Linked DNA regions of Mus musculus: regions 1, 2 and 4 are each linked to region 3. Evidence: chromatin loops called from intact Hi-C (ENCODE). Cell type or tissue: left cerebral cortex. All regions are shown on one strand.

Region 1 (8,000 bases), 310 kb after region 3:
GGAGTGTCTGAAGACAGCTACAGTGTACTTACATATAATAAATAAATAAATCTTTTTAAAAAAAAAAAAGAAAATTAAGTGCAGTTTAAATCTGTAACTCCAGCTTCAGGGCATCTGATGCTCTGTTCTCACCTCCTTGGGCAACCAGCACACACAAGGTACACACACAGACACCTTCTAAACTATAGTTACATCGAGATTTTAAAGTACTTGTATTTTGTAGTGCTAAAAAGCAATACTGGAAAGAAGCCTTTGAAGCTTAGAGCTGAACGTCTGGAGAACATGGAAGAAAGCAGGGGACTCCCAACTCTGGGAAACAGAACGACTGAGGTGTGACAGGAGTCCTGTGGCCTGTACTTAGTGACCAGAAGCCAAAGCTTCATTCCCATGACCAAGATAGTCTCTGAACAGAAAATGCAAATCAGACCAAATAATGGAATATGTGGATGAGGGGCTTAAGTGTTTTATTTTGCCAACTAAATGGTAATTTCTCTTATTTTCCTTCCTTCCCTGATTTTTTTTTTAAACAAACCAAAAATACCCCACTACCAACAAAACCCAGCCAAAGCAAAGCAAACAACGCAGGGTCTTACTATGTCTATGTGGCCCTGGCTGGCCTGAAACCTGCCATCTAAGGAGTGCATGGAGCGCTACCTCCCTCTACTCCCTGAGTGCGAAGATTCACGGCCTTTATTACCCTGCCTGCCCGGTAACTTCACTGTGAGGTGTAAGTTTAGTTCAAATGTCACCGACTGCATACTCTGTGGGTAAGTACTCCTTAGTGAAATATAAAAGATGTGTGTGCATGTAGGTTTAGTATGTACACACAAACATAAATGCTCTATGAGCAACAATCTAATATGTATCAAGTTCTTATTGTGAAACATTACCAATGAAGTGGCCAGAATTCTTTTTTTAACCCTACATAGCACTAATTCGTTTTAAGAGACTGGAAGGGCTGAAAAGACAGCTCAGTGGTTAAGAGTATTTGTTGCTCATGGAGAGAATCAAGGTTCAGTTCCCAGCACCCACATGGTGGCTTACAATCATCTCTACTATCAGTTCCAGGGATCTGACCCTTGCTCTTAATTCTGAAGGCACCAGGCACGCACATGGTTCATAGCCATATGTGCAGGCAAACATTCATATACATAAAACAAACTTTTAAAACCTACCCTTTTCTCTTTTAAAAAATTTATTGTATGTATGTGAGTACACTGCAGCTGTCTTCAGACACACCAGAAGAGGGCATCAGATCTCATGACAGATGGTTGTGAGCTACCATGTGGGTGCTGAGAGTTGAACTCAGGATCTCTGGAAGAACACAGTGCTTTTAACAGCTGAGCCATCTATCCAGCCCCCTTTTTTCTCTTCTTAAAAAGTACCCAGCACTCCTAGAACTTTTCAATGTCAATACAGGAAGCTAAACAGGAGATGCAAAGTGGATAGGAATACAGAAACATATTTACAATTTGTATGTTCAGATTAGACATCTGTTAAAAATTTTATAATAATAGATAAATAGTTGATAGATAGATAGATAGATAGATAGGATGGAAGCAAGCAATAGAGAAAACATGGGGTTTATGAGCTAAGCAACTTGTCCAAATCCCCTCGGCAGGTCACTGGTGGGCTAGGGCTCCTCAGTCCTTTTATATTCCAGTCTAGTTTCTGACTTACAAACAAAGCTCTCAGCTGGGGCTGCACACAGCATGCATGCGGAGCAATTCTTATGCAGGAAATACACCAGACTAAAAAAAGTTGAATCTCTGAGCAGGGAGACCAGGGCTTCAGCACTTAAAAAAAAAAAAAAAAACCTTCTAAAATGAAGGCAAGAGCCACTGACCCAGACCACAGTGCCTCCAAAGACAATCAAGTGCAACACAGGTTCTAGGAATAGGTTTATTAGAGCTTCCCAAAAACCACTACAACTCCAGGCCAAGTTCCTACCTCTTCCCACAGCCATCGTGACAGCCACCACATTGTCATTATACAATCACAGCCACTTTGTTGTCCCAATAGCTTGTCACAACAGATCACGTTTTTTATTTCTTGGATTGTTGACACAAATGACATATCCAAGTCCAACTATGATCTGAGAACAAGGGTTTCTCTCTGAAGTTACCACGTGGGCCACTGTGTCGTGCAGACAGATTTTCTTCCTTTCCACCTTTGTCTTAAAAACAGAGTCTGATCTCAAAGCTCTCATGCATCCCAGTCTGGCCTTGAACTCACAACCTGCCTGTCTTGTCTTCTCAGGTACTAGGATTAGAAGTGTGCAAACCATAGCTGCTCTCTGTCCTGCTTTTCAAAGGAAGGCATCAAAGCCTTTTCTACTCCCAAGCCAAACCTTACCTGCTCTCCAGGTTTTTGCAGCTCTGTGTTTTCCATGGCAGAACAGTACCTAATACCTATGTCATTAGGATGTTAACTCATAAAAATAACTACAAAAGCTTTTAAATGTTTATTGGTATTAAGTAGGTGGGATGGTGCAAAAGCGCAGAGAAACTTATGCATGTGGGCCCTTGTTTCTCTGCTGGTCACATTAGTGTAGAACAAGATTAAGTAACATTATGAGGAAGAGAAGAAACAAACATAAATACAGCCACAGTAGCCAGATCCTCTAACTCAGAGAAAGATGAGCTGACATTTCTGGCCTCAATTCACATTTATCTGAGAGCCTAAACCAATTACACACTCTCTTGACTGTTCTAGGCCTGTGAAAAAGGGCAGTAGACAACATTTATATACAAGACAGAAACATTTTATTAAAACTGTTTTCATCTAAAACTACACAGAGTTTGATCTCTTGTTCATAAATTAGGCTAAGTCTAACATCACTAAACCAGTATTATTTACAAAATGAACCTTTGTTTTGCTATATCAATAGGTTCACAGACTGAGTTTTAAACCCCACTTCAGTCTAAATTTCAAAATCTTGCCATCAAAGCCAGGCAACCCTTACTTACAAGGGTCAGGATTAGCCTTTGACAGCAACATTTATCATTCACCAGAATGAAAGCCACAGGTGAACGAGATGGAATCATGCCAAACGATCCACATTTACTATCCAAAATCGGGCTGTGCCTAATTCTTCCGTTCTATGCAGACAGGTGGGAGAGACCCGACTGATTGTAAGCATGGTAATGAACCGATCCTCTCTAAACAGGAGTGGGATGGCTTAGTGTTCGAGGATGGACTCTGTAAACACCAGCAGACAATAAAGGCAATTCACCTCAGACCCAGACTGTCCCACACAACCTGGCAGTGGGCCGGCTCTGCCAGGTTCTTCTCATTTTGTCTGAAGTCACGGGTGCAATGTTCTTAATCCCCAGTTATATATAGTGCCAAAATCTTACAAAACAGAAAACAGACCCCTCAGAAACAAAATCAAAATGTTAAATAATAAAAATTGCTGGCATATTGTACAGTTTCTCAGACTCTAATAGGCTGGCTCCAGATGGAAATTTATCTCAGATACTCATAAAAAGGTAAAGTTTGCGTATATACAAAAAGACAAATTTATGATGTAGTGTCACCTGTCAAAAAGAATATCCACGATGGAACTGTCAATAAACACTTGCAATAAGGGCAATCAAAATACAAGAGAAAGGAAAATACAAAGGAATAAGGTAATTCGTTATTTGACAAATGAATAGAATGTATGCATAAACTGATAAATACTGTCTCCATGGTCACTAATTCCAAGGACTAGTTAGTAGTTAGATTCTAGCTAAATTATCACAGGACACTCTGGTACACTCTCTTCTGTGGTCAGTCTGTTCTGGCAAGACTCTCTCAAGCACTTGCCCTTGAAAACAACTCAGCAGGAGGAGGCTCTGAGGCAAGCACTTCATTTAGAAGCAACCCAGATAACAACTACCAAGACTGTAACAATCACTGACAGGACAAGCACGAGGATACACATCTTCTTGCGAGATTTTTTCTGAGGAAAGAAATATTTAAAGACACTCATGAAACAAGTAGACATTTGTATACCTAAGACTCGGAGTGCGTCATCCTCTGAATCCTGCATCTCCTTGTCATTCAGAACATACTTATAGTTCACTGCTGAGATTCAGCCCAGGTCCTTGTGCATGCTAGGTAAGCGCCTCACTTCTGAGTGGCATCCCCAGCCTGGAATTAACTCTTGCCACGCATAAAGATGCAAACATCTTCTCAAAAATCTCAAGTCCACAGTTCTAAGTAGTACTGCAAGTGTCATCGTCCCCAAATACAAATTTGTGAGGGAGCTGTGCCTTTGATCTAGGTGTTATCTGCTGATGTGACTTGTCTCACAAGCCAGTCTACTCTTGAATCGGCTGGAATTACAAGCAGTGCCACAATCCCCCGTGGGAGATGGGAGCTGAGGATTTGGACTCCGGGCTCCTGTCTGCTCTAACCACTGAGCCTTCGCTCTGGGCCCTTGTGTGTGCATTTTAATAACTCACTCCACACCTATCAGATTGTATGTTTACTGTAAAATATATGAGCAGTAGAAAGAAAATAATCATCCATATGTAAGACTGTTAACATAAGATTCTACTTCTTTCTGCTCTCTTGTTTGTGTGTTTATCTTTTTGTTTGAGATAAGGTCTCACTACGTAGCCTTGGCTGCCTGGAGCTCTCTCTATAGTCCGGGTTAGCTTAATCTATAGAGATCCACTATCTTGGCCTCGGAAAGCTGGGTTACAGGCCCATGCCAGCATGCCAGGCTCCTCCCACTCCCTCATCTGTGCACATCCCCATTTGGAGTAACTGGATCAGCCTGTACATTTGGTGTTCTTCTTGTTAGCATTTAGCACAAACGCTCCTGTTCTGCTACAATCTCATCAACATCCTTTAGCTCCCACATACTACGACCCTGAGTAGATGTGATTACGCTTTTACTGCTGTGAACTAAAATCATCAGTTTTTCAAGAATACTGTTATGAAACTCAACTTCCTCAAGCATATTCCCAGGTAAAATACAGCTACCCTAGGAATACAGAAAATGACTAAAATGCTAGTTACCTCTAAAAGGTCATACAACACCATTTTTAATATCTAAAACCTCAACTATAGACTCAGAAAGAGTAGGGTGCTGTGCCACACACCTTTAATCCCAGCACATGGGAGGCAGAGGCAGGAGAATCTCTTTGAGTTCCAAGACAACCTGCTCTACAATGTGAATTCCAAGCCAGCCAGGACTACACAGTGAGACCCTGTCTCACAAAACAAAACAAAAAGACTCAAAAAAGTCATAAAGCCAGCAGAATCACCTCCATGGTGCCTGAGGCCTGTTCACCATGAGCCGTCCGTCACAGCCGGTTCTATGGCTCCATGCTCTGAGTCAGCAGTCGGCTACAGGGTCTCTGAAGCTCTGCTGTCCTGCGGCTCTTACTCTCCCAACAGTCCCCCATTTAGGATATAAGGTTAGCATCATGCTAGACTTTAGGCATCAAGCTAGCTCGTGGCATTAGCTTTATAGCCACACAGCTTCTATGTAAGTTATTCAGGATTTGATGGTATTGGAGATCTGGCTACAAAAATAAATACTAAAAATGGGACTAGAGCTGCAAACTATGACTGCCTGCATCCAGCTTAAACTCAAGCAAAAGACTGCAGCTGCCAGCAATGTGTTAACACAGCCTGGAAGTTCACAGAGTCTACAGCATAGAGTGACTTTCTTTGACTCTGGCTTTTACCTGATAGTAAGCAGCTCTTTGTAGCTGATCAGTGGCTCTTTCCACATGCACCTCCGAGCTTTCCACATTGGCTTCTATGCTATCTGTAAAACATACGATGCACATTTTAGCACATTCAGGTATTTCAATACTGAAAAAACCAAACAAGCAAATTTTTTCTTTTTTAAAAAAAGTATATAGATGTTTTATCTGCAATCTGTATACCATGTACATTCCTGGAGGGTGTTGGATCCCTCAGAACTAGAGCTACCGATGGCTATGAGCTGGTGAGTAGGTGCTGGGAATCAGACCATAGTCTTTTGGAAGGGCAGACACTGTTCTCAGCTGCTGTGCCATCTATCCAGCCCCTCTGAACATGTCTGATGGCACAGGCCTTAGATTCACCATTACCATCCAAACCAGCCAGCCACGAGATCAGAAATGTGCTTCTTTTCATTTAGTCTTCTGAGATAGGGTCTCACGGAGTCTGAGATGGCCTCAGCATCCTCAACAACATGCCCTGTACCTGACGCTGCCTAAACTCCCGACCGTCATGCAGCCACTGAGTGCAGAGGCTACAGGCATCACTACCATTCCCAGCTACACGTTTCTAACTTGATAAGAGAACAGTACCATTCTTCAAAAATAAACACTGACATATTTAATAGTAGCAGGTTACTAATTATGTAACCTATATAGAGTTTAAGAGAAAAGACTGGGGGGGGGTGCAGACGGCATATTTATGTATCTACACACACAGAGAGGTGTACATCACAAAATAAAGGGGGCACAATGTTATTAACCAGGAAAATCCTGGGTAGGGATATATAAAAGATTTCTTCTATTGTTTTTATTTTGCAGCTTTTTATAAATTTGAGATCATTTCCTCATTAAAAAGCTTTTAAAAGTTACTAACCCCGCAATCCCTGAGCGTCTAGAGCTCAAAGCTGGGGTGTGACAGGCCTTTCTCTAACAGACTTGCAGGCTGTAACAAATGAACAGGGTTCACCCTCTTCAGCCTTTACACTTAAATGAATTCAGTAATTTTAAAAAAAGATATTCCTAAGTTAAGTTCCCAGTGACCCATCTTACTGAGTTCTTTGTACTCACCCTAAGGTTAGATGTATTAATAGTACATACCGATCAGATCACCTTGGTCATGGATCATCATAGCTAAATCTTTAAATATCTGATTGACATCCAAAATGTCAGCCTAAGGGAGATTAAAAAAACAAAAACAAAAACAATTAGCTCACACTAAGCAATATGCTAGAAGATTTTTCTTTTCTTTCCCTAAAGATTAATAATCACATGCATTTTAAAGGTTTCTCCATGAATAGAAAACTATCTATTGCTGCTTACCTAATACTGTAGAACAACAGACACGAACCCCACTCACTGAGCAATATTCACTGCCCATGTTACCTGGGAACTAGTAAGATCATTCAAGCCTCAACTGTATCCACCAGACGCTGGAGTGCTGTGGTGGACACATGCTCAGTGTGACGGCTCTAGGGAGAGCAGACCAACGTCAGCCACTACTAGGCCTTCTGACTAGAGAATTTAAATGGCTTCTATAGGACTGTGTTGCCTGGAGAACACATAGAAGACAAGCAGCCAAGGAGATGGTTTCCACAGGGCAGACTATGTGAGGAACTATGTGAGGAACTACCGGATTCTGTGTCACTTGAATGATGCCCTATAAACAACTTCCAACTGACAAACTGTTGGAGAACAGTTGGCAGGGTGAAAGGACATCACTTGGAAGCTGATCTGACTGAAAATGTTCAATAACTTCCCAGCTTGGTGGGCTCAGCTGCACAGTATCTCCAGCAGTGATGGAGGTAAGATTCTCTATGTTCAGGTTTATACTTTCATAGGTAATAAGCCATGGCAAACACAAGTCAGGTGGAAGAGCAATGGACTGGTGCCTGTTAAAGGTATGTGCGTATGGTATGGTGTGAATAAGTATTGCCCCAGGTGGAGGGCCATCCAGGAAGGGTTAGGAAGGATTGGAAAGGGTGGCCTTGTTAGAGGAGATGTATCACAGGGGGTGGGCTTTCAAGCTCCAAAAGCCTAAGCCAGGCCCAATTCATGTTTTTCTTTCTCTCTGTTCTCTCTGTGTTCTCTCTCTCTCTGTCTCTCTCACTTGTGGATCAGATGTTAGCTCCCAAAGCCCGCCTGCCTGCCTGCCTAAACTGTAAGCAAGTCCCTACTTAAATGCTGGAGGAGAGATAGCTCAGCAGTTAATCAGTTGTTGATCTTGCAGAGGACCCAGGTTCAGTTCCCAGCACACACATGGCAGAGCTCACAACCACCCAGAACTCTAGTTCC
Region 2 (8,000 bases), 91 kb after region 3:
TGGGAGAACTAGCCTATCTGGTACTGGCAGTGGTTATCTGTAGTGAGGACTGGCAGCAGAGGTGAGCTTGTCTTCCCGCGACTGCCTGTCTTCTCTACATTCTCTTTATATCCTCCAGAGTGACTCCTCTGTCATCTCCTGCCTTTGACCTAGAGATGCAGTCCCCGACCTTCCAACCATACACTGGAGTCTTTATTTTGACTTTTTTGGAGACAGGGTAACTGACTGACCTAGAGTTTACTATATAGACTAGGCTGGCCTCAAACTCACTGAGATTACCTCCTTTTACCTCCTGAGAACTGGGACTAAAGGCATGGACAGCCCTAGTTTTGTTTTAGTACTAGAATTATGGACAAGACTACCATACCTGCTTCTAAAACTATATTCTGTAACCTGAATTCCTGATTCCTTCTGCCCCTACCCACCCAAGTGCTGTGATTGCATGTGCACACTGCCATGCCAAGTTTTGTGTGTGATAAAGCCCTCCTTCCTTGCTTCTTTGAAGCAACTCCTGTCTATGTTGGCTGGACATCAGCAGTTCAGTTCATAGATTAGCAGCAGCAGTTCGGCCCACTCACAAACACTTCACGGATATACCAGCAGTCCAGGTCAGTAGAGTTGGGTTATCATACAGTAATCAGTGGCGGTGGTACTACCTAGCAGGTCAGCCTGGGTTACACAGCAAATCTGACATTAGGCTGGGACCATATATCAATAAGCTAAATGGTATCTAGAAATTATCTTGAGGCTAGAGAAGGAGCTTAACGTGAGGCCCAGCCAGGATTTACTCCATAATCCTCCAATCCCAAATTAAATATGTGCTGAGAACAACAGATGGGCCAGGAAGATGGTTCAATAGGTGAAGCCCAAACTTGAGGACTAAAGTTCAGATTTTGAGAACCCCTGTAAGATCCAGGTGGGCGTGGTGACCCTTCTATAATTCCAGTTATAGGGAAACAGGAATCTCTGGAGCAAGCTGCATAGCCACAGTAGCCAAAAACCCGAGCCCCAGGTTGAGGGAGAGACCCATTCTCAATCTATAAAGCAGAGAGGGAATAAGGAAGACTCTCGTCATCCGCCCTGGCCTTCCATGTGTCCATGCACACAGGTGTATATGCATCTGCACACATGTGCACCTACATGTATGAACACGCACCTCTACATGAACTCACCACACATACATATACATACTAAGAATAGAAAACACTGACAGATATAAGCCCAGATCATTGTCAAGCATGAAGGTTTACATTGATGACCATTAAAAACATGGGTCATACATGATCTTTAAACTGGAAATAAGTTGGGAGTGGTAGTACATGCCTTTAGTCCCAGTACTCAGGAGGCAGAGGCAGATTGCATTTCTATGAGTTTGAGGCCAGCCTGGTCTACATATTGAGTTCCAGGACAACCAAGGCTACATAGTGAGAGTCTGCCCCCCAAAAAATTAAAAATAAAAACAAAATCAAACCAGGCAGTGGTGGCACACACCTTTAATCCCAGTGCTCAGGAGGCAGAGGCAGGCTGATTTCTGAGTTTGAGGCCAGCCTGGTCTACAAAGTGAGTTCCACGGCTATACAGAGAAACCCTGTCTCAAAATCAAAAAAAAAAAAAAAAATCCCCCCCCAAAAAACTAAACTAGAAATAATTCAATTCAGAGGTCAGTCTTACTTTAGTGTTTTGTCTTATTTAGTTTTGTGTTTTGATTTGTACCTTGGCTGTTTTTCGTAATATCTGTCTAGAATAGCCTTTTTTGTTTTGTTTTGTTTTGTTTTGTTTTTCGAGACAGGGTTTCTCAGTGTAGCTCTGGCTGTCCTGGAACTCACTCTGTAGAGCAGGCTGGCCTCGAACTCAGAAATCCACCTGCTTCTGCCTACCAAGTGCTAGGGTTAAAGGCGTGTGCCACCACTGCTCGGCCTTAGAATAGCCTTCTTTTGTGTTAATTTGAGTGAATTAGTCCTAATCTATTTAAAAAAAAAAGAAAAGGAAATTATATAGATATGTGAGTGTTTGCAACTAAGCTTGAAGGAATCATAACAGCATTTTTGGTATATTCATTTAGGTTTGTCCTCAGAAATACTGTAATAAGTCAGGGGACAACAATAACTCACAAAACATTTCCATGGGCTATAATATTAAATAGGGGTACTGTGGTATATGCCTGGAGTCTCCCATTCGGAAGCAAAGACAGAAAGACTTTCAGGACAGAGAGAGATATAGCAAACCCTGTTTCAAAACAAAACTCAAAAAACAGAGAGGAGAGGGAGGAGGAAGAGGCGGAAGAAGAAGAAAAGGAGGGGAGAGAGAAGGAGGAGGGAGAGGAAGAGGAAGAAGAGGAGGAGAAGGAGGAGAGAGGCATGAAATCACTGAGAAACTTGTAAGTAAATACAAACCTTCATACTTGGCTCCCCTGTTGCTCTTCCTGAGTGGGAGAGAAGCTTGACCCAGCAGTCTAGGATCCTGGGCTCTGAAGTCATCCTGACCTAGTTTAAGTCCCTGTTGACTGTTTTTTTTTTTCTGTAATTTTTTAATAATTTTTTTTTTTGGATCTTAAGAGAAACACAACAGGACAGGCAAGCTGTAAGTCTTGGCAGCCCCAAGGAGGAGGGAGACAGAGCAGAGAAAGGTGCCTTTTGAGTTAGGTGCAGAGGTCAGCCATGACAGAGAGCTGGGCCCTGGGAGGGTTGCTTAGCAAGAAGACTAGGAAAGCACAGAGCATCAGGGAACACAGGCAATTATCTAAAAGAAAGAAAAAGACTAAAAACGTGGAAAAGGGAAAAGCAACACTTTGGATGGGTTGCATGGTAGAGGCTCCACTGGCAACTGCTGCTCTGTGGGTTGCTGAAGCAGGGCCTGGCTGTGTAGTCCAGGTTGGCTTTGAACTCACCACCCTCCTGCCCCAACCTCCTGAGTGCTGGGATTACAGGCATGCATCACCATCCCCAGTTTTGTTGTTTGCTAGTCATGTGACCTCAAGCAAGTCTCTTAATTCTTCCCTGATACAATACCTCATCTATAGAGTGAACTCAGTTGTAGTTTCTGTGTGTACTTGTAAGACTCTACGTCAAGCCCTATAGTTTTTGGGTTTTTATACGTTTGTTTTTGAGACAAGGTCTCAGTACTGAGACTGGGCTGACCTCCAACTTGGAACAGTCCTCCTGTCTCTGCCTCTGCAGTACTGGAATTACAGGCTTGTGCTACCATGACCTCAAAACACACAAACAAATACAAAGCAAGATGGCTCCAGCTAGAGGTCACTATGTGAGAGGAGGCTAGGCATGCAAACTGAGAGAGAGTTGGGAAAGACTGGTCAAATGAGACCAGTAAGGAGCAAGAATTTCTTTCCTTAAAAGATGCCAAAGACTGGGAGTGGTGGGGAATGTCTTTTATCTTAGCAGTAGAGAGGCAGAGGCAGGCAGATCTTTGTGAGTTTGAAGCCAGCCTGGTCTACATAGAGAGTTCCAGGACAGCCAGGGCTACATAGTAAAACTGTATACATATATGTACATATGTCTATATATATACTACAAAAACAGACTTTTTTTTACATTATCGATTTACCCATGTATATGTGTATGAGTCTAAGTACAGCTTGTATGGGGGAGAGGGGATAGGGAGAACAGCTTGCAGAAACTGGTTATTTACTCCCGCCATGTGGGTCTTAGGGATTGAAACCAGGCCACCGAGTATGGAGGCAAGTATCTTTACCTGCTGAGGCATCCTGTCGGCCCTAGAGCGTTGTTTTGTAATTGCTAATAAGCATAGGATTGATGTGTATGTCCAGTGTGTACTTTGGGAAGAGTGTCTGGGGACATCACATTGTTTGTGGGCTCCCTCTGGTGGAGCTGGTGGTTCATGTCAGTCAAAAAAAAAAAAAAACAAACAAAAAACAAACCAATGAGCAATTAATCTATGCTTTCATGAATTGACTGTTTACTATGTAACATATGTTACATAGTAACATATTGCTAAACATTGCTAAAATACACCCCCCCAAAAAAAAAAAAAAAAAAAACATGCCAGTAGGGCACAGACTCACACCTGTGATTCTAGTACCTGAGAGAAGAAAGCAGAGGAATCAGGAGTTCAAATCCATTCTCAACCACAAATCTAGTTGGGACACAAGAGACCTTATCTCAAAAACACAAAACAAAAACCAAACCAAAAAAAAAAAACCAAAAAACCAAAAAACAAAATCCCAACTAACCAACCAATCAACCACTCCTCCAAACCCAAATCCAAGCCCTTGCAGAACTTATATTCTGGTGGGGAGACCGTACGCCAACCCCCCAAGAAACTGATTGGACAAACGTCATGAGAACAATTATCAGGGGGTAGGAAAGTACAAGGGAGACAATCGCTCCTGTTCTAGCACAGCATCAGAGGCGTCAGAGGCGGTCTCAGTGAGAAGGCTCATTCGAAGATGTAAAGGGGGTGACAAGGTGAAAGAAAGAGCTGTCTCAGGGAAAAGTACTCTAGGTAGAGGGAGTAGAAAGCAGACAGCACCAGAGCCTGCCTGCAGGCTGGGAGAACAGCAGAGGCCAGTCTGTTGTAAGTGGAAGGAAGGTAGGACAAAGTAGGTTAGAGTTCTACTCGAAGAGTAAAGTCTTCTGAGTCCTGTAGGTGATGTAAGGATTTTAGTGTTCACACTGAGACAGAGCCATTGGAAGAAGCACACGATCTGATTAAGGCTTTCACGGGAGGCTCTCTTCTGTATTGAGTATAGGGTAGCAAACATGAATGGGACCCTCAGAATTACATACTGACTGTGGTTCATACCAACACAGGTGGAAAATGGTCCGATTCTGCAAAGACTTTGAAGACAGCATCTACTGATTGTGCTAAGTAGGTGTGATGTGTGAGAAAGAGCAGTTAAGATGCTCGCTCCCCAAAAAGTAGTTGCTTAGAAAATTGTTGAAATAGAAGCAGTTAATAAAAATCTTTTATTTTTATTTGTATTGAAAAGCTAGGTTTTTGTTTTTTAAACTTTGTGGGTTAATCTAATATTTGTAATTCTGGGTCTTTTTTTCTTTTTTTTAAAGATTTATTTATTTATTATATGTAAGTACACTGTAGCTGTCTTCAGACACTCCAGAAGAGGGAGTCAGATCTCATTACGGGTGGTTGTGAGCCACCATGTGGTTGCTGGGATTTGAACTTTGGACCTTCGGAAAAGCGGTCCGGTGCTCTTACCCACTGAGCCATCTCACCAGCCTGGGTCTTTTTTTCTTGAGGGTCTTTCCCTTCAAACATGAATGGAATTGAATACACTGACAACTATACAAAGCCTGTCTTCAACTCCATTCCTCGTCCACACTTGAGTTGTATTTTAGAATTAATGAAGCATTAAAAAATGTTTCTGAGCTAAGAAGGTGGATCTCTTGATTTCGAGCCCAGTCTGATCTTTAGAGGGAATTCTAGGCCAAGGTCCATAGAGAAAAACTTTTCTTGGAAAAACAACAACAAAAAACCACCCCCACACACACCAAAACAAAAACAAAAACAAAAACAACAAAATGTTCCTGAAAACAATTTGCACAAAATGAAGGCAGCTGCAAGTGTAATATAATACTAGGTATAAACTAAATTTTCGGATAGAAATGTTCACTTTGAGTTAGCCTTTCAAGTGTCTTCAAAAGTTCCCATCCATTTTTCCTCTCCTAGTCTTTCTAACTCGACCAATTGCAGTCAACATTTTTCAACTTCGTCGTCCCTTTACGGTAGGAATCACACACATTTTTTTTTTTTAGAACTTACTTTCAAAGATGAGAGCGGTGGCTGGGCATGGAGGCACAAGCCCTAGGCTGAAGGAGGAGGGTCCCCAGTTCGAGATCAGCCTGATCTGACTTTGTTTTGGGGAGGGCGGGAGTACTTTTCACGAAGGCGGCGGCAATTTAGCAGCACCAGCATCCTCGGAAAGTCATCTCGTGCGTAAGATCCAGGGAGTCAATCACGCAACTGGGTCTGCGAGGTGGGCGGGACCTAAGCCTTGCCCCGCCCCGAGACGATTGACTGGTCCTCTGGGTTCTGTCGGAACGGGGTGTGGATTGTTAGGCGGTCCCGCATCTACTTCCGGTGGCTAGGGATGCGCATCCGGGTCACGCTAACGCCGCGGTTTCCGCCACTCTGTTGGTTCCAGAGTGGGTCCGTAATCGTCCCATGTCGTGCTGGGCAGTGTCTGCAGCCGTCTGGTGAGTCCCCGCCGCCGCCAGGGTGTGAGCGCGGTGGCTCGGGTGCAGCGTTCGGGGTCCCGGCTGAAGAGGTCCTCCTTGGTCGTGCTGGGTAGGGGGTCCCGTCACCGTCCCCCTCGTCCCTGCCTGCCGGTCTGCCCTCGAGCTTTTCCCGGGCGTCGCTCTGGCCTCGCCCCTTCTCGCCTAGGCGCCGGGTCTCTGCCTCCCCCTTCTCTCAGCACTTCTTCCCGATCCACTGTTTTTCCACCCGGAGCGTTGGGGTTCGGCTCTGTCCCCCAGCCCTCCTCGCCTGTGACCCTTCCCCCCTCCAGGGACTGGTAGATGACAAGAGTGTTGCGCCTGCCCTTTCAGAGCGAGAGGGCTTCCTCCGAGTCCAGATCCTGGCCGACTGCTCCAGCTTGGAGGCGCGAGGTTAGACTTGAGGTCGCTTCCCCAGTTAGAGAACAACAAAGGCGTCCCCAGGTCCTCGCACTGCCTCAGTTTGCTGGGCTCTCTGGGCAGCAGCGAACAGGTGGCGGACTCGCTGGCGGGCTTGTGAGATCTCCTGAATTGACAGGTCTTCGTCCTGTCTGTTTTGAGTCCTCTGTCCCACGAGAATGGATGTGCACAGCTGAGGCAAAAGTGCGGATGTTCTTCACTCTGCATGGATTTAAAGTTAGAGGACTCCGGGTTTCTAAACTTTTAAACGACTGTGATGTGGTGTGGTGTTGCTGTTTTCTGCCAAGATTCACCAATGTAATATCATTTTCCTTATAAGCCAGACATTGTTTCTTAGAACGTTCTTTTTAACTTCTTTTTCTCTAGTGTTGCTACCATGGTTTAGAAATCATGATCTTAGCATTTTAAAATTTAAGACATCTTATCTTACATTTTCTGGAGGTTTAAAATCATCTATAATGTGAAAAGGGTTAGACTTTATAATGGTTAATGTCCTGTTTCTCAAATTTTGTGATCTAAGGTATATCTAGAGGTACAAATTTGGATAATTCTTTTTTTTTCCTCCCTTCCGGTTTTTGGGGTGTTTGTAGCATATCATTGCAACCATCATTTTCTTTTCGTCATTTTGTGCGTGATCAGTCTAAAATTCAGTATTAATAATTAAATATGTACAGAACAAATAACCGCGTTTATTATTGGTTCCTCTTGGCACAGTTCTCCCTCATATACACATAAGAGAATAGAACATAGACTGCCATATTCCAAAATTGGGCCACTCCCTTCACCTATTTTTAGCAAAGGACTTTGGAGCTTGGCCATGTTAGTCCTAGATGCCACAGAGAAAGACCCTTCTGGTTGGCTTTCAGGATTAACCTGGCCAGGGAAGCCCCTATGAACATTTATCTGTCCTCCCCTGCACCTACACAAACTGGGAAGAGGAGCCTTTGTTCAGCCTGACCTCCTCATTTCCCAGCAACAACCCCAGTAATCGTAGCTGCTCCGTTGACTTCTTTACCTCGAGGTTTGACGAATATTTCTTTTTTTACATATATAGTTGGTGCACAACTTTTTTTCATTTCTGAACTTTATGTTCCTTTCCACCCCTCCACTACCGTCTTCCTCTCCTTCCCTCTGTTTTTGTGGTGTGTTTTGACCCTAGGCTGTTACCTGGAACTTTTGGGATTTGCTATGTAGTTTGGAGATGGCATTGAACTCGTGATCCTCTGGCCTTCTAGACTCTGGGATTACAGGTCTGTTCCACTGTGTTTGATAGTTTTGGGGTGGGCAGGGTTGGGTTTTTTGTTTTGTTTTGTTTCTTTATATACCTCTGACTGTCTGACTGTCCTAGACTCACTTTGTAGACCAGGCTTG
Region 3 (8,000 bases):
TTCAAATTAAGGCTAGATTAACAGTTGTTGTTACAATCTTACAGTAACGCATACATATAGTGATATAAATGTTAAATAAAAGCAAAAGTCAAAGCACTTCGCTTGGGTTTACTTAATGGAATTAATTATACTGTCCAGGACCAAAGTGGACACAGAAGGCGTGTAGAAGTTTTTCTGTGGATATAATGATTTTTATATCCAAATAGAGTAACTACAAACTTATTTTTATTTGAGGTAGGATCTCATGTTGTCTGACTGTCCTCTAACACCTGGTTTGTATGATTGTCCTACTGTAGCCTTTAAATAGCAAGAATGACAGGCACAAACCATACGCCTAATCCACTCAGTAACTGTACCTCTTACAAATGGTTATAAGCACTCAAGAAATACCTCGCTTAGGTTCGTAAGATGACTCAGCAGGTAGAAGTGCCTGCTGCTAAGCCTGAGCACCTGAGTGTGATCCCAGTGACCCACATGGTCACGCAAATTGTCCTCTGATCTCCACACACTTGCCATGGCGTGTCTTCATACCCTCCACCCCAATAAATGTAAGAACTTTATAAAAAGTAAGTTACCTGCCTTAATGAAACAAGTGCTTTTTGAACTTTCTTCAGGAAAGTAGCTCTCTGATCCCTGATTCCTGCCAATGTCTTCTTCCTTCCTGTCTTCTTTGCATCATCATGCTTCTCACGTGTGAGTGAGACCTGGCCAGTGCTGACCCTCACACTCCAGTTCTGAACAGCAGTTTTACTGGTTGTACTAACACCCAGTGCTCCCCCTAGTGAGGCAGATTTCCACATTGCTGACTCATAGCTACCTCTAAGCTCCCACATGCTATATTAAGCTAAGATGTTTTTTGTTTTTGCCTGCTCAGTCATTTCCCATTATATAACTTTACAGCTTTATTCTTCTTGAGCTCTGATCTGTGCTTAAACTTCACATCCCATCCCCTCTTCCCAAAGTCTTGTTTTCCAATACAGTCCATTAACAGTTATTCCCAATATTACAAACAGTTTTTGGGTTTTTTTGGGGGGGAGGGGTTGTTTTGTTTTGTTTTTTCCAGACAGGGTTTCTCTGTGTAGTCCTGGCTGTCCTGAAACTCGCTCTGTAGACCAGGCTGGCCTCGAACTCAGAAATCCGCCTGCCTCTGCCTCCCGAGTGCTGGGTTAAAGGCTTGCACCACCACTCCCAGCTCAGCAAACAGTTTTTTAGTCCTTAATTAAACTTTTCCTGAGTCAACAAACTTGAGTTATGACCTCTTAGTGATTCATTAGATGGCTTCATAGTTTAGAGGACATATGACTTTAGTTTTAATCTATTCTCTTATTTAGGAGCTCTGTGGACTTGAACAAGTGCTTTGGGCTTTTCTGTGTCTATTTTACTTCATCTGGTAAATGTGTCCAAACAGTTAAATGAGGTGTCATACACAGAGGCTGTCAGAAGATGTTTTGATACTTTGACTATGTTAACCACTGCCCATCCTCCTCTGCATTGAGGTTTGGCTCTCCATATTCAGTTTATGCTAATTACTTGCATTGGTCATTTTGCTCACACAACAATCTATTTAGATGTAGGTACTCTGTGTCTTTCCAGGGATAGTGCAGGAAGGAGGTGAAGATGGGCTGACTGAGTTGCTCAGGGCTGCAAAGCTAGCATGTGACAAGGTTAGAATCACAAATCAGGACTGTGGGTTAACAGTAGGTTTCCATCTCCCAAAATGGTTCTTTTTGCGCCATGTAGTTTCTCTCCCATCAGTGGTAGCGAGCAAGTCAGGAGTCAGTCTTATAAACGTCTGAAAGAGTCATCTGGAGCTTTCTTACACAAAGCTCAGATTCTCCTCACTTACTTACTGATGTGCACGAGGAGCTCAGGCCCCGCCTGTGAGCCTCTGATGCGCCTGACTTCTCTTCCCTGCAGTTGTCCATCCTGGTGCATCCTGACAAAAACCAGGACGATGCTGACAGAGCACAGAAGGCTTTTGAAGGTATTTGTGCATTTACCTATATTTGAGTGATATATGTTGTCGATGCTAAGTAATAACTGATTGTGGAAAGGCTGTGGATTTCAGTAAAGCAGCCATTTAAGCAGAATGTCTCCCTGGGGGCTGAGTGTGTAGCTCAGTGCTTGCCTAGCATGCTTGATAGAGGCCTGGGCTCAGTCCTCAGCACTGCAAAGAAAGTGCACATTAATCTTGCTTTGTTAACTTTTGTGTCTACCAGTATACCTTTATTGCAAAGGTTCCTTTTTTCTTTGCTAAACATAAGTGGGAAACTTTATCAATGTATTAAATCTAGATGTGGTATATTTAGCTTTGAGTGTATATTTAATAATTTTTTCTAAGACTTTCAAGGTCATTGCTATGGTTGTATGCTTTTTTTTAAAAATGGGTTTAACAACATTAAATAACTTACCAAAGTAGGGAATTTTTAGACAGTGCAAGTCCATTTACACTGCCTGAGCATAGCTCAGACTTTGAGAGGCATTTGCAGAAACAGTTAACTTCAATGTTTTGCATTAGCTGTGGACAAAGCTTACAAGTTGCTACTGGATCAGGAACAAAAGAAGAGGGCCCTGGATGTAATTCAGGCAGGAAAAGAATACGTGGAACACACTGTAAGTATCTCTAGTGCTGCTGTGTTTATAGGAAGTGACAGCAAGCCTGGGGCACCATGTAGAAGGGTGTATGCAACCTAGCAGTGCAAACCACTGGTCATTCTCTCTATCGGTTAGCTGTGCTGCTCAGGAAGAGTGCCCAAATCTAGCATCCTTTCCTGAGAGGTGAGCTCAGGGTAAGATGTGGCTAGGACACTACCACTCCCACTTCCCTGCCAGTTCTGTGTGGTGTTTGTTGATAGACACCTTTAGTCCCCAGCAGAGGTGCCATCCTGCCTCAGAGAGTGGGGAAGTGGAGCTGTTCAGACCCTGTTGACTCCCTGGTTTGTTGAAGGATTTAGAAATGAGAGAGGCTGTCACGGAGCTCTGAGTGAACATCCAGGTTAATGACAGCAATCTGAAGGCTCAGTTGAACAAACTAAATAACAGCTTTTGTTTGTTTGTTTAAAATGGGTCTGACTGGGGTTGCAGGACAGGATAGCCTGGGCTGATTTTGACTTCTTAATTCTTCCACTTTACCTCCTGAGTCATGGGATTATGGGTTGTATGCCATAGCATCCAGGTAGAAAGACCTTTGTTTTTTTTTTCTTTTTTGTAGGATTATTTTGAAAGAGGGTCTTATGTAGTTCAGTCTGGCCTTCAATTCGCAATGTACCTGAGACTGACTGTAAATTCTTTTTAAGTGCCAGATTTGTTGATGTGTGTGAATGTTTTATCTGCATGTATGTATTGCACCATGGGCATGCCTGGTATGCAGGGAGGTTAGAAGAGGGTGGCATGAGTTTCTGGTAGTTTATAGGATGGTTCTGAGCCACTGTGTAGGTGCTGGGAACTGAACCTGGATTTTTGCAGAAGTAGCTGCTAAGCCATGTTAAGGGCACTTGGCCTGGCATTCCTGATCTTTCTCTATGTGTAGTTGCTAGGATTGTAGGCACACACCACTGGGCCCAGTTAGAAAGTCTCTCTCTCTCTCTCTCTCTCTCTCTCTCTCTCTCTCTCTCTCTCTCTCTCTCTCTGTTTTTTCCCCCCAGTGGAGTAAGAATCTCAAGACTCTGTCAAGAGTGACATATGTCTTCAGTGGAGAGTCAGTTAGGAGTCCACCTTTGTTTTGAAGAGCTTTGGAGTCTGAATCAGAACTTTGTAGGCAATGACAATAAAGATGGACCCATTTTAGATAAGGTCGAGGAGGGAAAGTAGGAAAAGGAAGGCGCTGGAACCGGGTCCTGCTGGTCACGTAGTACAGGTCAGGAGAGCACAGGACAGGTTCTTCAATCCTCTGTAGTTCCTTAGAGTTCCTGGCCACAAGGTGGCAGTAAAGTGTTTCTGAACCTGGCTGCCTCTCATAGGTCACTGGTGGGAGTAGTGTCTGTCTCCTGATCATATCCATCAATGCCGTGTGAAAATTACGGTTTCCGGGAATTTCACAGTGGAAACTATCGAGAATGTACTTTTAGAAATACTATTTATACCTAAAATACCACCCATTTAGTAGATCCTTCCAAAGCTTGGCAAATGTGCTTTCTTTGCTATAGCTCTGACCACAGGTTAAGAAAGCTAAATGGCCATGTCTGTGGCTCAGCCATTATAAGTTGGGGACCTCTCTGCTGGTTGCACTTTCCCTGGTGGGTGCAGGCTGGAATGGACTTTAGATGGAGCTAGAGGAAGGACCCAAGGCTCCAAGTCTTAGTTGCTTTTTACAGTGTTATCAGAAATTGTTGTTGTTGTTACTAATGGTGCAGGAGGAGGCTCTTGCCTTCCTCTTACCCTCTCTATGCCTATGGAGGAGTGTGTTATCCTCTCTTTATGGAAAGTGGGTGTATATACAGCTCAGTGGCTATTCTCAAAGGACGAGGGCTCATCTTTTGATGAAAAAAATTGTTTTTAGGTTAAAGAGCGAAAAAAACAACTGAAGAAGGAAGGAAAGCCTACAAATGTGGAGGAAGATGATCCCGAACTGGTGAGTTATCGTGGGAAGCACTGTATCCTGGGTGACGGTGGGTTAAAGAGAAAGGCTTCCCGAAAGCGTGTACAAGGACATTGATTGACCTTTTAATCCATCCTGTGTGTGCATATGTTTGTTTTCCATCTGGGTATGTGTTACACGTATGGTGTGTATGGGTTCAGTTCCTAGCACACACACGGCGGCTCACAATGCCTTGTTAAATAACTCCAGTTTGGAGAGATGGCTCAGCAGTTAAGAGCACTGATTGCTCTTCCAAAGGTCCCAAGTTCCAATCCCAGCAACCACATGGTGGCTCACAACCATCTGTAATGAGATCTGATGCCCTCTTCTGGAGTGTCTGAAGACAGCTACAGCGTACTTACATATAATAAATAAATACATCTTTTTTTTTTCTTTTTTAACGCTTCACGAATTTGTATGTCCTTGCGCAGGGACCATACTAATCTTCCCTGTATCATTCCAATTTTAGTATATGTGCTGCTGAAGCGAGCAAATAAATAAATCTTTTAAAAAAAAAAAAACCTCCAGTTCCAGGAGATCTGATAGCTTCTCTGCTGACATTTAAACACACACACATACACATAAGTTAATTAATTAAATAATAAAAAAACTTGGGAAAACAAGGTATGGTGGTTCATACCTTTAATCCCAACACTTGGGAGGTAGAGGCAGATAGATCTCTGTGAGTTTTGAGGCCAGCCTGGACTATATAATGAACTCTAGTACAGCTGGAGCTACATCAAAACCAGTGAGGGCAGGAACTGATCAGCAGAGGCCATGGAGGAGTGCTCAGCCGACTTTGTTATACAACCCAAGACCACCAGCCCAAGGATGGCACCACCCACCGTGGGCTTGGGGCATCTCCGTTAAACACTGAGAAAATGCTGCTGCTTATCGCCATCTTCCTTGAGACTCCTGCGCCATGAGAGCGGTGTTGGAAGAAGAGAATGCACAGGCTGAGGTGCAAGAGAAGAAAGATGAGGCAGAGGGCCAAGTAAACCAGCCTGTGCCCCATGACGCCTGCAGGAGCAGAAGTGAGGGATGCTCAAGGCCGGGACACCGGAACAAGCTGTCGGACTGTGTGCTGCTGTCGGTAATAAGTCTCAGGAGACCCGCAACGTCACCTCACCACGATCACCTGGGAAAATGACTGCCTTTCCTAGGACCAAAACAGTCCCGCTGGCCCTCTGCCCTGAACCTTTGGCACTCTGGACTAGTTCTGGTCTCGTGGCCAAGTGTAACTCATATATGATAAATCCTCTTGCTGTCAGCTGAAGAATCAAAAAAGAAAGAAAGAAAGAAAATGCTGTACAGTTAGGTTTTATGGAAGCAAATTTTCAACAGATGTTCTGTCCTTTTAGAAATTCTAGTTTGTGTCAAGATGGCATTAAACTAGCCAGCAGCTACTCAGACACATATACATACATATATACATACATACACACAGAGACACACACACCCATATATATATATATATATATATATATGCACACACACACACACACACACTTGTACATAGGAACTTAGAGGTTGGGTTCTGGGAAAATGGCTTTTATATATTTTTAATTTTTAAACTCTGTGCATAGGTGTTTGCCTGCATATATGCTTGGTACCTTCAAAGGCCAGAGGAGGGTATTCGCTCTCCAGGGAATGGAGTTACAGATAGTTGTTAGCCACTGTGTGGGTGCTGGGAACTGAACCTATGTCCTGGAAGAGCAGCCAGTGCTCTTAACTATTGAACCATCTCTTTAACTCACAATTTAGTGCTTTTAAAGATACTAAAATATATTCTGCTGGGGAATTGACTTGATGGGTCAAATGCTTGCCACGTAAGTCTGAGGGTCAGAGTTTAGATCCCCAAATTCCAGCATCCACACAGTGGCTCACAACTGTCTGTGTCTCTAGCTCCAAGGGATTTGACACCCTCATGCAGCCACATACATACATATGTGTGTGTGTGTGTATATATATAATGTTTTTAAAAAAATGAAGTGCCAGCACTCGGGAGGCAGAGGCAGGCGGATTTCTGAGTTCGAGGCCAGCCTGGTCTACAAAGTGAGTTCTAGGATAGCCAGAGCTATACAGAGAAACCCTGTCTCAAAAAAACCAAAAAAAAAAAAAAAAAAAAAAAATGAAGTGTAAGGGGATGGAGAGATGGTTCAGCAGTAAAGTGCACTTTCTGCTTTGGTTCCCAGCACCACTGATGGTTCCCAGCAGTCTATAGCTACAATTCCATGGGATGCAGTGCCTTCTTACCTTTGTGGGCAACACATACATAATGCACCCACATATTCGTGTAGAAAATGAATACATTAAAAAAAGAGGCCTTCATGAGTGTATGCCTATGATCTAGCAATTGGGAGGCTGAGGCAGGGGATTACCCTGAGTTTGAGCCCAGGTTGGGCTACATAGTTAGACTCTGTCTCCAAAAAATAGCCCACAACAAACAAATAAGACATAAGCAAAACCTCACTAAACTTACTGAAGGCAAAGACGTAAAATGCCGACGGGGACCTGGGATGTAACGGCTGTGGTGGGATCTGGCCACTTGTCTTTACTGCTTCTCTTCAATAGCAACCCTGTAGTAATAACAACTGTAGCATCCTTTCTTAAAAGCCCTGGGTGGACTGGGAGATAAATGTGGTAGAGGTTTCACTTGAGAGGCCTTGGGTTTTATCCTCCATTCTATGAAGCTCAATAGAGTTCTTGGTCTTTATGGTTTCTATTGAATGTTGTGTTATATGCTCCTTTCGATGCATTGCTTAAGGTATATTGTGTAAGGTGAACTGGCTACAGAGAGACAACTGGCTCAATCAAGGTAGAACATGTTTGTCCTGTGCAGTAGGCCTAGGCGGTGGCTGCTGGTGGAAGCTCTGCACCATGTGTCCTTCAAGGTCTTGGCTGTGGCTCCCACCTTCCTAGTCTAGGGTGTCTCATCATCTTGCTCATGTGACTAAACGAGACTACAGGGGGAAATAGAGAGATGCCACTCCTTCTCAGAGTACCCTAGATGTCCTTTATAAGTACAATGACTAAACTCTAGAGTCACATTGCCATACCTAGCTAGGAGCAGGTGATTAGCGTCTTTGTCCCTTTAGATAGGATTGTGATTTGGGGCATGTGTTCACTGTGTAGGATTCAGCTTCATCATTCTGTCCACTGAATCAAAATTATAAAATACTATAAAAAGAGTAGAGCTGGGCAGTGGTGGCGCACGCCTTTAATCCCAGCACTTGGGGAGGCAGAGGCAGGCAGATTTCTGAGTTCGAGGCCAGCCTGGTTTACAGAGTGAGTTCCAGGACAGCCAGGGCTACACAGAGAAACCCTATCTTGAAAAATACCGAAACAAACAAACAAACGAACGAACGAAGGAAAAGAAAGAAGAGTAGAAGTTAGTCTTGGAGTTTTAGAGAAGAGAGCACCC
Region 4 (8,000 bases), 72 kb after region 3:
GGCATTATAGGTAGACTGCTTGACCATATTGTTCTGTAAATTCAAGTAGACCCGGTGTTAGGAACTGGAGAGATGACTCAGCTGTTAAGTGCGAGCCCTGGAGCTAGTGAGTTGGCTCAGGGGGTAAGAACACTGACTGCTCTTCCAAAGGTCCTGAGTTCAAATCCCAGCAACCACATGGTGGCTCACAACCACCTGTAATGAGATCTGATGCCCTCTTCTGGCAAGTCTGAAGACAGCTACAGTGTACTTATGTATAATAATAATAAATGAATCTTTGGGCCAGAGCAAGCAGGGATTGAGTGAGCAGAGTTGACCTGAACGAGCAGGGCCGACTGGAGAGAGGAAGGTTGACCAGAGTGAGCAGAGGTCCTAAAAATTCAATTCCCAACAACCATATGAAGGCTCACAACTATCTGTCTAGCTACAGTGTACTCATATACATAGAAATAAGTAAATCTTAAAAAAGAAAGAAAGGAAGGAAGGAAGGAAGGAAAGAAAGAAAGAAAGAAAGAAAGAAAGAAAGAAAGAAAGAAAGAGCGAGTGAGCGAGCGAGCCCTGGTTGTTCTTGTAGAGAACCCAGGCTGGGTTCCCAGCACAGACACAGTGGCTCACAAATTTGTAACTCCAGTTCCTGGGGATCTGATGCCCTCTTCTGGTCTTTGTAAGCATCTGAACTCAGGTGCACACACATACACATGAGGATGACAACCTAGGCTTAAGTAACTACCATTATGAAATATAAAGCAGCAAGTGGGTACCTGGTAGGCCCATGGCCTTGAGTAATTACATTATGTAACAGATCTGGTATAAAGGGGGCTTGTGGGCAGGGGAGGGAGAGGAGTGAGGACCTGAAGAAGAGGGGAGTTATGGGAAGGGGAAGAGGGAATGCTGGGAAGAGACAGAACATGTGGGAAGAAGAGAGCGAGCAGGGGTAGCAGCTCCTTTTATAGGCAGCCTACACTTGGTAAGCCATTATTGCTAGGTTAGGTTCCTGGGAAGAGTCTAGTAGAATCACCTATAAGCTAACAACTACAAACAACAAATCTATTTGTTTGTTTGTTTGTTTGTTTGTTTTGAGACAGGATTTCTCTGTGTAGCCCTGGCTGTTCTGGAACTCACTCTGTAGACCAGGCTGGTCTTGAACTCTCAGAAATCTGCCTGTCTCTGCTTCCCAGGTGCTGGGTGAAGTGCAGCCAAAGGCTTGTTTTGTTTCTTTACAAAATTTTTCTGAGGTAGGAAACTCACTGTGAATGGAGGGATTTGGGACATGCCACTCTAGACATGTCACTTTGAAAGACCTCAGTGGGGAGACCCCCACTCACAAATCCCGAGATGGCATGCACACCCAAGGAATCACAAGAGACCATCTTGATGCAAACACACGAGGTAGTTTAATGTCGGAGCTCTGGGCTGACACGTATCTCACACAGGAGACAGAGGTGTTGACCACGAGGCTCAAAAGTTAGGGGTTTATATACAAAATAGTTGGTGGCAGGGGAAGAATTGGCGAGGTTACACACAATTGGACAGTTTAAACATCAGCAAATTGTACGTGCAGAGCAGGGTGACAGCAATTCTGAGGGTCAGGTGCTTAACTTGGCTGAGATAGTCTTTGTATGCCTCTATCTTTATGGATAGCCAGTTCCTGGAATGACTTAATAGCAACAGCCTTTGTTCTTTGCTCTTGGCTCAAAAAGCCCTCCTAACTAGCAAGCCGCGTGAGTCATGGACCTTGAATTTAATTTTCTTTCAACTTCAGTACTTTGAATTTTATTTTTTGTTATTTTTAAAGTTATGTGTACCTGTGTGTGTTTGTGTGAATGTGTGCCACATGAGTGTGGATGCCTGTGGAAGCTAGAGTTATAGGTGGCTGTGAACCACCTGCTGTGCTGCTGGGAATGGAGCTCAAGTCTGTGTCAGGGGCAACAGAAGTGAAGAACTGCTCAGCTGTCTCTCCAGCCCTAAAACTTTTTTTTTGTTAGTTTAGAAAATCAATTTTTTGAAGCTGAAAGCACTTGAGATACAGTAAATTCAGGAAAAGCTGATTTTTCCCTTCCTGCCTAAAAGCATCCTATGACCGTCTCTCTCGTGAGTCCCTGCTGGTGGCAGGATGAGAACAGTCTTCTTTCCAGACGTGGATAGCTGACACCAAAGAGACGAACGCAGATCAACCTGTGTTCCGCTGGTCTCTCCCTACTGAGATAATAGTCACTGTCTAGTCACTGTCCCACAGGGCCCTCTTCCTTACTTCCCTTGTTTTGTCCTAATCCTAGAGTTGGTTATTAGTTGTACTGAATTTATCAACTGGATCGGGAGGTTCTTAACCTATGCTCTCAATACTTGGGAGATGGAGGCAGGATGATTGTGAATCTGAGGCCAGCCTGGGCTACTTAGTGACTTGGTCTGAAAAGCAGATGAATGAATGAATGAATGAATGAATGAAGGCTGAGAATGCAGCTCAGTTAGCACAGAGTGCTCAAGTAGTATATACAAAGCCCTGGATTCAATTGCCAGCACCAAATACAAGTTGGTATGATGATTCACACTGTCACTCAAAGTCATTCCTGGCTACAAATAGTGAGTTTGAGGCTAGCCTGGGATACATGAGATCTTGTCTCATTAAAAAAATGAGGCTAGCCTGGGATACATGAGATCCTGTCTCATTAAAAAATGAGGCTAGCCTGGGATACATGAGATCCTGTCTCATTTAAAAAAAAATCCATCAACTATATTAACTTTTGGGCTTTATGATTTCTCCCATGAATGTGTAAAAAATTTGAATAATTTTTTTCTTTTTGCTTGAGACAGGATCTCATATAGCTCAGGCTGGCTCTGAACTCCTGAACCTCCTGTCTCCATCTCTTAAATGTTGATATCCAGGTGTCACCACATCCTACTGTTTCCTATTCTTTAATTTAATTTATTTCCCATACTTTAATTTTGTATAATTTTTGGGCTTGCCTCAGGACCTAGGAAGGGAGAAGGAAGTTTTTTCTGTCTTGCCCAGGATACAAATCTGGTGCAAGAATGAGATGTTTGAATTTTTTAAATGTAAATGAGTGCTCTATCTGCATGGACACCTACATGCCAGAAGAGGGAATTAGAGCACATTACAGATGGTTGAGAGGGGCCATGTGGTAACTGGGATTGAACTCAGGACCTCTGGAAGAACAATCCATGCTCTTAACTGCTGAGCCATCTCTCTAGCACCAGAGACATTGAGCTTTTAAGGGACAATAAGTGCCATGGTTTGGATGTGCAAAGTCCCCATAAACTCATGCACTTCAGGTTTGGTCCCTAGGCAGTGGTAGTATTTTGGGAGTTTGGCAAAATTGAAGCAGGTGGGGCCTGACTAGGTTAAAGAGGCCCCAGGAGAATGGCTTTTTACTTTGTTTCCTGTCTGCTGTGAGGTAAAGAAACTCCCGAGTCCAATGCTTCTGCCACCAAGCCCAAGGGCAAGCAATCTCGGACCTAGCCCGTGGGGACCTAACCATCTCAAACCACGAGCCAAAATGAACCTATCCTTCTTCGGGTTGTTCCTGTCTGACATCCTGTTGCAGTGATGCAAAAATAACTAGAACAACAATCCTGGCCTGTCAGCCTCTCTTAGGTTGAGATTCACAATGGCACATGTCCTGTTCAGAGGTCTAACTGGTCCAAAGGGCACCCAGTGCAGTCTCCTGCATCTTCTAGGCGTCTGTATTCAACAAAGCAGCCACAGCAGAAGTCTCCTCTCTTGGTCTAGAAATTGAATAGAGTTTCAATAGAGATACTAACCTGTAGGATCCTGCCACACACCATACTTTCTTTTAGAACTTTTGCTTGTTTGTTTTGTTTTGTTTTGGACAGGGTTTTTGCTGTCCTGGAACTCGCTCTGTAGACCAGGCTTGCCTTGAATTCATAGAGATCCTCCTGCCTCTGCTTCACTAGTGCTGGGATCAAAGGTGTGGCCATCACTGCCTGGCTTCTTTTAGAACTTTTAACCCTGATGGAAACTGCTGGAGAAGACGTTGCTCCAAACAGAGAGGGCGTGTTCAGTACCAGCTTTGAGGACATCTAGTTTTGTGTGTCTACCATCCCTGCCTTCAGAGAACTTCCCTCCCAACCTACAAGGCTGCCAGTCACAGGATTTCTTCTTTTTGGTGACAGAAGTTACTCAATCCTGGGTCAGCTAGAATTTCTCAGTGGGTAGAGACACTGGAGGCGGGACACATGAGGAACTGAGTCATCCCGCGGTTCTTCTTTAGGGCGGTTCTTTCCATATGGATCTTGGACCTGTAATACCACCATCTGGGAACTTGCTAGAAATATACTACACTTGGTTCTTTTGCTTTCCCCCTTGTACTGACTCGGGAATTCTGGGACTGGGCTCCAGAAGTCTGTTTTTAACAAGCCCTCCACATGATTCTCTTATATACTAAAACTGCCCTAGAGAGACTAAATGTTTCTTGCCCCTTTCTCTGTCTTGGCTGTTGACATTCCCCTTTGATTTGTCACTCTGATCCCAGGGGATCTGACTCTTTTCTAGTCTTCATGAGCACTGCATACAGGTGGCACACATATATTTCTATACATGCAGGCCAGGGCCTCCTATTTCAGGCTCCTGCCTCAAGAGACTTGCCAAGACCCTTCTAATTTCCTGCCATTCATTCCTCTGAATGCACAGCATCGACCTGTCCTGTCTTCTGCCAGCACCTGCGCTTGAGGACCCCGCCCCCTGCGGGCACTGGCACTTAGGCTTGAGGACCCCGCCCCCCATGCATGCACACAAGCCACAGCCTCAACTCTATGAGTCTCTTTTTTAAAAAACAGGGTTTTGTTACTTATGCCAAGCTTGCCCTGAACTAGTAGCAATTCCCCTGCTTCAGCCTCATGCCTAAAACTAGAAGCTATTCTCCTGCCTCAGCCTCATGCCTGGACTAGTAGAAATTCTTCTGCCTCAGTCTCATGAACGCTGGCGACTCAGGTATACATCCAGCCCTGCAGCTGAGTGTGGCTTTTCAACAGCTCAGTTGTTACCTCTGCCCTTTGCTTCCTCAGTGTAACCAGTCTGTATTCTGTAATTTTCCTCAGAATTCCTGTTCTCCAGCTCATGATTCATTTTACTGTCACTTTTAAGGGCTTACTGAGTTTCCCTGAGGTAGCGGAGTCCAGGACGGAAGTGGGTTTCTAAACAGCAGCTCTGGCTCGTGACCAAATAGCATCTAAACATGGCTGCTCTGAGTTGAGCTGAGTCCCTGGAGACAAGCCTCTCTAGCTCGTGTTTTCCCATTTTCCATCCCCAACTACAAAGTGGATAAAATTCAGGGAAGCGAAGGAGGGTGTGACTGTGAGAAAGTCGAGGGAGCAACAGGAAAGGGCAAGCCTTGCTGTTTCCTCCTTTGGGATGCTGTTAGGGGTTCTTTGAGACAATGATGGGCGGGAAGAATGCTGACATCATCCCTGACTATTCTGCGCCAGGTACCTAAATTTTCCGAGACTCTCGGGCTCCTTATCACATCCCTTCAAGTTAAGAGGGAGGCGCTCTGCTATGTAGCTGAAGAGACTGAGGTTCAGAGGTGAGGAGCCTCATGTCCGTGCCTTGCTGTACCTGAAGATATAGTCAGGCCCAGATGGAAGGAGAACAGGTTCGAGCCCCACCTTGCCCTCCTGTCTGTTATTGGTTCACTTTCCATTCAACTTCTAGTTAAAAAGAGCAGCAGAGGGGCAGGGTGGTTGGAGAGACGATCCGACAGTTGAAAGTGCATTACTGCTCTCGCAGAGAGGACTCACAATTGCCTGTGGCTCAAGTTCCAAGAGATGCAGCACCTCCTTCTGGACTCTGCTGGCACTACACACACACACACACACACACACACACACACACACACATGCTGCATACATACATAGTTGAAACACTTATACATATAAAATAACAAAAATGTTTTAAAAAATGAATTCTTAATTGTGTGTGTTGGCTGACTTTATGTCAGTTTGACACAGGCTAAACTCATCTGAGAGGAGAGACCCCCAATTGAAAAATTGCTTTCATGAGATTGGGCTGTGGGCAAGCCTGTATTTTCTTAATTAGTGATTGATGTGGGAGGGCTCAGCCCATTGTGGGTGGTGCCATCCCTGGGCTTGGTGATCCTGGGTTCTCTAAGAGAACAAGCTGAGCAAGCTGTGGTGAGAAAGTCAGTCAGCAGCACCTTTCCATGACTTCTGCATCAGCTCCTGCCTCCACGTTCTTGCTCTGTTTGAGTTCCTGTCCTGACTTCCTTCAGTGATGGACTATGTCTTTTTTTTTTTTTTTTTTTTTTTTTCAGTGATGGTCTATGATGTGGAAGTGTGAGCCAATAACCCAGTTTCTCTGTAAGCTGCTTTGGTCATGGTGGTTCATTGAAGCAATAGAAACCTAACTAGGACAAGGCATTTGTGTGGGGGTCATGTGCACGTGAGCGCAGAACTCATGGCCGCCAGTAGAGGGTGCTGGATGCCCTGGAGCTGGAATCACAGGCAGTTCTGAGCTGCCTGATAGCGTGCTGGGAACTGAACTCAGCTTCTCTGTAAGAGCAGCAAATGCCTTTAACCACTGAGCCAGGCTCCCCTTGCCTCCAGTAAGAATTTTGGTTTCCTTTTTTTTTTTTTTTTTTCTTCTTTGAGATAGGGTTTCTCTGTGTAGCCCTAGCTGTCCTGGAACTCACTCTGTAGACCAGGCTGGCCTTGAACTCAGAAATCAGCCTGCCTCTGCTTCCCAAGTGCTGGGATCAAAGGTGTGCACCACCACTGCCCAGCTGTCTATGGCTATGTTTTTGTCTTAAACCCAGGTGTGGGATCTGGGACTGCTTCAGTTGGTCCACAGCCCTTAACTATGGTTGTCTCGTGTTCTAGTGGGTGTGATTCTAGCAGGGTGTGATTCTTTGCCGGTTGCAGAGAGTTTAATTCTAGGGACTCTGGAGAGGGTATCAATAGGAGAGGCCTGAGAGGGCCTGTAACAGCTGCTGCTCCTCCCTGCTGCTGCTGCTGCTGCTGCTGCTTATGCTGATTGCTGGATTCCTGGGTATTCTGACGACAAAGATCGGACATGCCCCTAGGAACCCAGTGCCCCTAACCAGCAGGAAGTAGTCTAGAGAGACCTAAGCCCCTTTCCTTTCTAACCTTCTTTCTCTCCTACCTAGTGATGGGGGGTTGGAAGGATTGGGGTGGAATAAGGGTTGGAAGGGTGGTAGATATAAGAACTCAATAAAATAGCCAAAAAGTACACCTATACCCCCCCTTTTTTAAAAAAGAGGAAACATGAGGAAAAGTTCCAGCACAACCCTGATGTAGAAAAATGAAGTCGTCTGAGGCCCAGTGTGGTGTTTCTGAACTATAGCTTCAAATCTCAGGAGGATCAGAAGTCAAGGTCATCCTTGAACATAGCTAGTTCAAAGCCTGGGCTACAGAAAACCTTATCTACAGAAGGAGAAGGAAAAAGAGGAGAAGGAGGGGAAGAGGAAACGAGGGGAGCCAAGAGGTGTAAATGAATTATAAAATCTAGCCAGCTCCTATAAAAGACACAAGATCTTAGTATTTTATTTTTAAGCTATAAGACTAGACTGGGCAGGTTGTGAGCTAGTCTAATTTATATCCCAGCCATATGTCTCCTGTTTCTTGCTGTTTGAGTCTCACCCAGGTTATTTCTGTTCCATCAGCCTGTCCTCAGGGTCCACTTCTCTTGGCCAAGTCCTCATGGTCCATCCTCTCTCATGGCCTCCTCTCTCCTCCCTCCTTCTTTCCCATCTCTTGCTCCTCGTCATCCCTACCTGTGGCCACTAGCCTGGTAACTGAAAGCCTGCTTCTCTGTTCTCCCACAGGAATTGGCTGTAGGCACTTTTATTTAACCAATAGCTTTAAATTAGGGAGCAAGGCTCCAAGAGCATCACTTGGAGTGCTTGAGGATGTGCTCATGAGGGGGGCGGAGCAACCAGCCCTGGGCGGGGCACTACTGAGCATTTGAATACAAAGCAGCACCAGAC

The links. Peaks named below come from ENCODE experiments on the same cell type or tissue, not always from the same donor. Only the 100,000 strongest peaks of a DNase experiment are listed, where the experiment ranks them.
Region 1: a loop joins it to region 3, with 2.6 times the contacts of the local background. A loop is called at or near these places in 2 of 42 quality-filtered maps.
Region 2: it touches region 3 in a loop (8-fold over the local background); 26 of 42 quality-filtered maps call a loop at or near these places.
Region 4: it touches region 3 in a loop (2.8-fold over the local background); 5 of 42 quality-filtered maps call a loop at or near these places.

The regions. Positions count from the first base shown.
Region 1 is chr4:132,851,613-132,859,612 of GRCm38, forward strand. It overlaps Stx12 (syntaxin 12), which reads right to left. Exons shown (of 9, transcript NM_133887.4): 7 at 6,807-6,879; 8 at 5,688-5,770; 9 at 2,452-3,946. The coding sequence ends at 3,854. Among named protein-coding and RNA genes, the nearest start is that of Ppp1r8, 12 kb to the left of the region's middle. In left cerebral cortex, no CTCF peak of the experiment used is centred here; a DNase peak (open chromatin) is centred at 4,762.
Region 2 is chr4:132,632,965-132,640,964 of GRCm38, forward strand. It overlaps Eya3 (EYA transcriptional coactivator and phosphatase 3), which reads left to right and starts at 6,082. Exons shown (of 17, transcript NM_210071.2): 1 at 6,082-6,191. In left cerebral cortex, a CTCF peak has its summit at 3,837 (motif pointing left); DNase peaks (open chromatin) are centred at 3,771, 6,028, 6,564 and 7,412; H3K4me3 peaks cover 1,597 bases; H3K27ac peaks cover 1,093 bases.
Region 3 is chr4:132,542,139-132,550,138 of GRCm38, forward strand. Dnajc8 (DnaJ heat shock protein family (Hsp40) member C8) reads left to right here. Exons shown (of 9, transcript NM_172400.3): 4 at 1,918-1,984; 5 at 2,519-2,613; 6 at 4,499-4,570. It overlaps Gm24762 (a small nuclear RNA gene), which reads right to left and starts at 5,069; the gene lies at 4,966-5,069. In left cerebral cortex, CTCF peaks have their summits at 764, 3,918 (motif pointing right) and 4,872 (motif pointing left); DNase peaks (open chromatin) are centred at 800 and 3,914; H3K27ac peaks cover 1,674 bases.
Region 4 is chr4:132,613,861-132,621,860 of GRCm38, forward strand. No RefSeq gene overlaps it. Among named protein-coding and RNA genes, the nearest start is that of Eya3, 21 kb to the right of the region's middle. In left cerebral cortex, no CTCF peak of the experiment used is centred here; DNase peaks (open chromatin) are centred at 3,077, 3,677, 4,232, 5,203 and 2 more places; H3K27ac peaks cover 2,687 bases.